Linked DNA regions of Homo sapiens: region 1 is linked to region 2. The links are chromatin contacts, found by Hi-C or POLR2A ChIA-PET in ENCODE. All regions are on one chromosome and are shown on one strand. Each heading gives the region's core, a stretch centred on a gene start or an enhancer-like site at or near the end of the contact. The rest is flanking DNA. Distances are from core to core; before and after follow the strand shown. Region 1 has its middle 95 kb from the start of RDUR. Region 2 overlaps RDUR (RIG-I dependent antiviral response regulator RNA).

Region 1 (2,781 bases), core at 163-2,662, 47 kb after region 2:
AACAATGAGGAACTCAAAACAAGTGTCTGGTTGGTGAAGAGCATAGATGAGTCCAGCACTCTCATATTTTGTCTTTGCTTCTCCCTTTAAAGTATCTGTGCAGTATAGACAAGAGTCAAACTGAAAACAAGGTTTTCTTAAGCGCTTTGTGGAGTGTGGCTACTGTCTTTGATGTTCATGAGAAATCAGAACTTTTAGTAATAGCAACTGAAACCCAGACATACCAAAGTAAGGAGAATGAAATTTTTGAATAGATATTAATGTTGATGTTGGCTTTACCTTTAAGCACATATGTTACCCATCAATGTTTGAATTGTAGGCTGTCACTCTTTATATATGTATGTCCTTTGTTCTCTTATTCCAGGGTGCTTTGAGCACATTCTATAATTTTTTTTCCAGCAACTCTATGCAGCCTAGGAACAAGGATGGAGAAATTAGATGCAGAAATGTAATAAGTCTTGAGGATTAGTAAAGGCACTACCCCTTTCTATTTAAAAGAGGCTTAGATTTATGGTTTGAGTAATTTTTAAAGTATGACATTTTAAACTCCATACATTTTTATTAGGTTGTAAAGTCTACTTTATGTCACCAGATAACAATGTCTTGAAACATGGAACCATTAAAAGATTATGTGGTGTATGATGCACAAACAAACTGTGGAATTCACAGGTACATGTGATTTGGCATAGGTGCTATAAAAAGATAAAGTTATTTGATAGCTTTTCCAATGAAATAGTAAACAATGAACACTATCCCTCCATATAGCAAATAAAATTCTAACTGATTAATGCATTTCATATATATTTTTTACAGTGCAGACAAATAGGATTTATATAATTTTGTCAATAAAAGATTTAAGCCAGTTATCAGTCTTCAAGTGTTTGTGATGGATTATTATGTGATAGACATTGAGATGGAAAAGAATCTATTCTTGTTTCTAGAGGAACTCTAACTAGAGGGACAGTGCACACAGACACACACACCAATCAAACATTGACTTGAGAGAGGAAAAGTGATTCATTAAAGACCCCCTACAAGATGATCTATTTACTCACTGGGTTCTAAGAAACTGAAGCAATTGAATCTTTCAGGGATTTCTGTTGCATTTTGATTGTCTGTCTAAGAGGCCTAGTTTTACTGAATTTATTTTCTCATACTATTATTATTATTAATTTTAAAGTTGACCATTTTTACCTTCATTTATAAATGATACTTGTTATGGTAAGGAATCATGACGTCAAAGATTCTGAGAGCAAACAGACTCTGGAGGCCACATAGTTCTAGAGATGAGGGCATTGAATCCCAGAGAGGTGATGGGTCTGGGCCAAGGCCTCATAGCTCTGCTAGTTGACAGTAGAGGCAGAACTTCTGTAGGGATCCTTAGCAGTACCGAAGGTGTTGGTCACTAAGCTGTACCTAGTGCACGGATGTGGGGAGTTGTGCTTCTGTGACTGTAGAAGAAAGAGTGGGGGAAAAAGGGAAGTTAAACCCTATCCTTCAGTTAACTAGAGAAGGGAAACTAGAAATTGATGAGAAGAGCAAGTATCAAAAAGATGCTAAGAGAGCCTGAATCTCTAGATCCTTGATTTGGTCATAATTCCAAAGAAAGGACTTAAATGTGTTGAATTTGAGAAGTTATTAAGATTTGGTGTTGACACTATAAGTTAAGTATTAATGAAAAAGTTACCAAGTATTGCATTTTAATATTCTTTTTTTCTTTTAAATTGCTAGCCAGAAATCACCTTTGAAATATGTGTTCTGTATAATAATTAAGCATTTATTTTAAAATAGAGCTCTGTTTTATTGTACCAGATAAGGAAGCACACTTATTTCCATCTCAGTAAACTGTACCTGAAACGTGGTTAGTGAACTGAAAATCAAGACCATTACTTCATCTTGCTGAGATATTTTTGGAGCTAATTATCAACAAGTCTTATAATTTTAGGTTATCACATTTGATATCCATGATATCTAGGTCCCTATGGAAGCTATGGAAGTTCTTGATAAATGGGTTAAGTAGCAAAGAGATAAGAATGAGCCCTGTGTCAAGCCACTGGGCAACTAACTCAGGTGGGCACAGATTCTGAGCCTGGGGAGTTTAGTCATTCAACTCTACGTTAAACCACTGAACGCCACTAGCATTTAGCCTCTACTTCTTCACTGGTATTCATGGAGATTATGAAAGATGAAATGTATTATAAACTCTAAATACACAATAGTTATGGAGTTCTGCTCTTATACTTAGTTGAATTCTCAAAAATGGAAATGAACTCAGCCTCATATAATGTGTTCTTAGTGCATCCACGATGTCTTCTAGTGACCTATCATTTCCCCTTCTTAAGTTCACAAGCTATCTGTTTATTAATGTCGTGGATAATATTTTATTTCTTTTTCTTTTTTTCTAGACACAAGGTCTCACTGTGTTGTTCAGGCTGGTCTTGAACTCCTGGACTCAACTGATCTGCCCACCATGGCCTCTCAAAGTGGTGGGATTACAGGCATGAGACATTGTGCTCAGCCTGCCTTTGATAATATTTTCATTATTTGAGTTTGTGAAATCTAACTTCATTCTTCTTTTGAAAACGGAGACCTTAATTTGCTTTTCGTCAGTTACCTGGCACAGCTAGCCTTCTCTGCATTTCTTTAAAGATTCTTGAGATTCTTTCCTGTCTCACTCTCTCAAAGAAAATAAGTATAAGTGAATTACCACTAAGTACAAAGAACATTAAATTTAAACTTGCATGTTTCTAATGGGAATTACCATTTCCAAAGCAATGAGTG
Region 2 (2,825 bases), core at 233-2,732:
TAGAGGTGAGTAAGAGGAAGATAAAGTTGAGGGGTGGATGGGGAGGAGAACTTCAGTGTACTCTCCTGAGGTCAGGTGGCATCATATTGTTTCTTGCTGGGCCTGGCTGTGTCTAGGTCTTCTGCTCTCCATCAGTACGAAATCTAGGGCAACTGCAGAATTTCTCGTTTCATGATTAGTTTGTGTATTATATGCAAATTGCCAAAAGACTGATCAGATATTTACATGGTCTATTCAATTTGGATTTTGTTAACTAAATGCTGTGAATTTTTTTAATTAATTTTTTTTTTGAGACAGAGTCTCGCTCTGTTGCCCAGGCTGGAGTGCAGTGGCACAACCTCGGTTCACTGCAAACTCCGCCTCTTGGGTTCAAGCAATTCTCTTGCCTCAGCCTCCCAAGTAGCTGGGATTACAAGCATGTGCCACCACGCCTGGCTAATTTTTGTATTTTTAGTAGGAACGAGGTTTCTCACCATGTTGGTCAGGCTGGTCTTGGACTCCTGACCTCAAGTGATCTGCTCACCTCAGCTTCCCAAAGTGCTGGGATTACAGGAGTGAGCCACAGCAAATTAAAATTAAAATTAATTTGTTAATTTTTGTTAATTAAAACTACTATCACAGAAACTGTTATTTACAGCACTTTTAATGAACAAACAGATAAGCCCTGTGGTTACATAGCAATTGACTTTTCTTCTGGCTGTGAAGCCAGAGTAACCACAGAAGAGTCATTTAGTCATGACTTTTGTCTAGATTTTGCTGTTCATGAGAAGGCAGAAGTGGGCTGAACAAGCCATATATTCATTCTGGACTTGAAATGCAGAAGTGTGTGCTCAGTTAGTTTAATTAAAAAATTTCTCAGTTAACATTTAAAAATATTTTTGAATATTTTAAAAATTTTAAGTACTTTATACACTGGCCAGTTATTGAATGCTTGAATGTTTGTTGAAGTTCCCTGTGTTCAAGACTGTTTGCTTCCCTAGAGGAGAAAATAATTAATGTTCTAAAACACAGCATGAACATATTTTATATGTTGAGATAGATAGGCAGCAATAAACTATAAACTAGATGAGATAGTATATCTACACAGCCTCTGAGTTGAGAAAAATTAAAGAATCCTTAAGTTAAACACACACACATGTGCACGCACACACACACACACACATACCCAGAAACACAGAAATGGGTCCCATAAGGAAAAAGGTAATTTATTGTACATGATGCTGTAGTTTCTAGAGACTTAGAGTGTTGTCTGGCTAGCGACTAAAGTAAGAGTCTGGTTTTGACTCCTAGTTGAGCACAGGTGCCAAGGTGGGTCATTTTTCAAAGGGTGGTGTTCTCATAGTGGTACCCTTTTTGTCTCTAGTGTTGAAGTGGTGATGTTGATGCTTCTGAGGAGATAGTATTTTCTCCCAGCCCCGACAACTGCGCTTGCAGAGATCAAGCCTGACCCAGAGATAGTGTCTCACAGCTTTTTGGCTGTATTCATTGGTAAAGAGTCAGTTGCTTGTCATCAGTAATAACAAGTTTCAGTTTCATCACAGGAAAATGTGAGCCAGGAAGGGCATTTAGAAATCAACCAAAGTTGGCTGGGTGTGGTCGCTCATGCCTGTAATCCCAGTGCTTTGGGAGGCCAAGGTGGGATGATTGCCTGAGCTTAGGAGTTTGAGACCATACTGGGTAACATAGTGAGACTGACTACAAAAAAAAAAAAAAAAAAAAAAGGTGAGAGAGAGAAATCAACCAAAGGCCTGTGGGAGACTGACCATTGTCATAGGTGGAAGGCTAAACAGGGTTGTGGGAGTTTCAGAAATGGGGGAGCATTGTAGTTTGAAGTGATGGAGGAGGGCCAAACAGAAAAATAAAAAATCACCTCAGCAGGGAAGCGTGAAGTACAATAAACATATGGATGAAAACAGAACAAGACATGAAAACTTATTTAGTTTTTAAATTTCTGCACACAGGAGAAAGTACGTGCTATGAGTTGGCTCCTTTCACCATACCAAGATGCCTATGCTAGAAGCTTTGAGTGCTGCTTAAAATATTGCTACAAGGTCATGCAGCCTCTGAAGGAGCTTCTTAAGCTGGCCCTAAGTATTATGTTACTATCTTTCTATGCTTTCTTTTTTCCCTGGAGAATAGGTTTAGTTTATGATCCCAACTCCTACTTCTCTGTAGATAATGCTTGCCTCTATTTCTCCAGCCCCCAATTTTCACCTGCGTTCAAACACTATTTTTAGCTGCCTTCTTAGATGCCTTCATTATTATGAACTCATTCAGAAATCATTGTGTCCAAGCCTGAATTTATCTTCCTTTAAAACCTCCCTAAGTTTCTCCCAGTTTTATCTGTGTAATACTGAAATAGTTTAAGTCCCTAAAAACATTCATTACCTCATCCTATACAATTTCCTTGAAATAGTTCTTTACTTACTTTGTTTTATCTTCCTTCCCCTTTTTACTGTCACCTTTAAAACCTCACATTCTCAAGTAATAACCTCTTACCTTATCTTCCTACTGCTAGATAGAGACTCTCCAAACATTATTTCTACTATGAAACCATTTATTGCTTTCCATAGCCTAAAGGGGAGACCATGGATCCTGAGTGGCCTACAGAGAGGTAGGCTCGATAAGAAGGAGATGGAGCGTGTTATAAAGGCGTCTGTCACCACACACATATGGATTTCTCAAGTTTCATATTGAGCTGGCTCAGTGCTCCATCAAAGTTGGAGGCAATGATTGAAGTCAGAGACCTGGTGCAAATTTAGAGACTTGGTGCAACCCAGTCAGAGACCTGGGTTAAGCAGCCTGGTACAAATTTCGGATAAATA

Evidence for each region. A loop is a pair of places that touch in the nucleus more often than their neighbours do. ChIA-PET counts read pairs that join two places held with the same protein, here RNA polymerase II (POLR2A). Pooled maps may share reads with other maps.
Region 1: a map of GM12878 shows a loop between it and region 2 (4-fold over the local background). The contact joins two enhancer-like sites. A Hi-C loop is called at or near these places in 3 of 168 maps with a recorded cell type or tissue (B cell, CD14-positive monocyte and GM12878), 22 of 37 single-sample maps with no recorded cell type and 15 of 50 pooled maps. POLR2A ChIA-PET finds 5 or more read pairs at or near these places in 6 of 52 experiments (A673, GM12878, OCI-LY7 and 3 more).

The regions. Positions count from the first base shown.
Region 1 is chr3:102,034,764-102,037,544 of GRCh38, forward strand. No RefSeq gene overlaps it. Among named protein-coding and RNA genes, the nearest start is that of RDUR, 95 kb to the left of the region's middle. Within about 2 kb of position 1,413, at least 2 of the 41 ENCODE cell types and tissues checked have a DNase peak (open chromatin) inside an H3K27ac peak, as active enhancers do; they include GM12878, where a contact is called at or near this core.
Region 2 is chr3:101,987,334-101,990,158 of GRCh38, forward strand. The region is part of intron 2 of RDUR (RIG-I dependent antiviral response regulator RNA); the gene reads left to right. Among named protein-coding and RNA genes, the nearest start is that of RDUR, 48 kb to the left of the region's middle. RefSeq lists an enhancer at 577-626. Within about 2 kb of position 1,483, at least 3 of the 41 ENCODE cell types and tissues checked have a DNase peak (open chromatin) inside an H3K27ac peak, as active enhancers do; they include GM12878, where a contact is called at or near this core.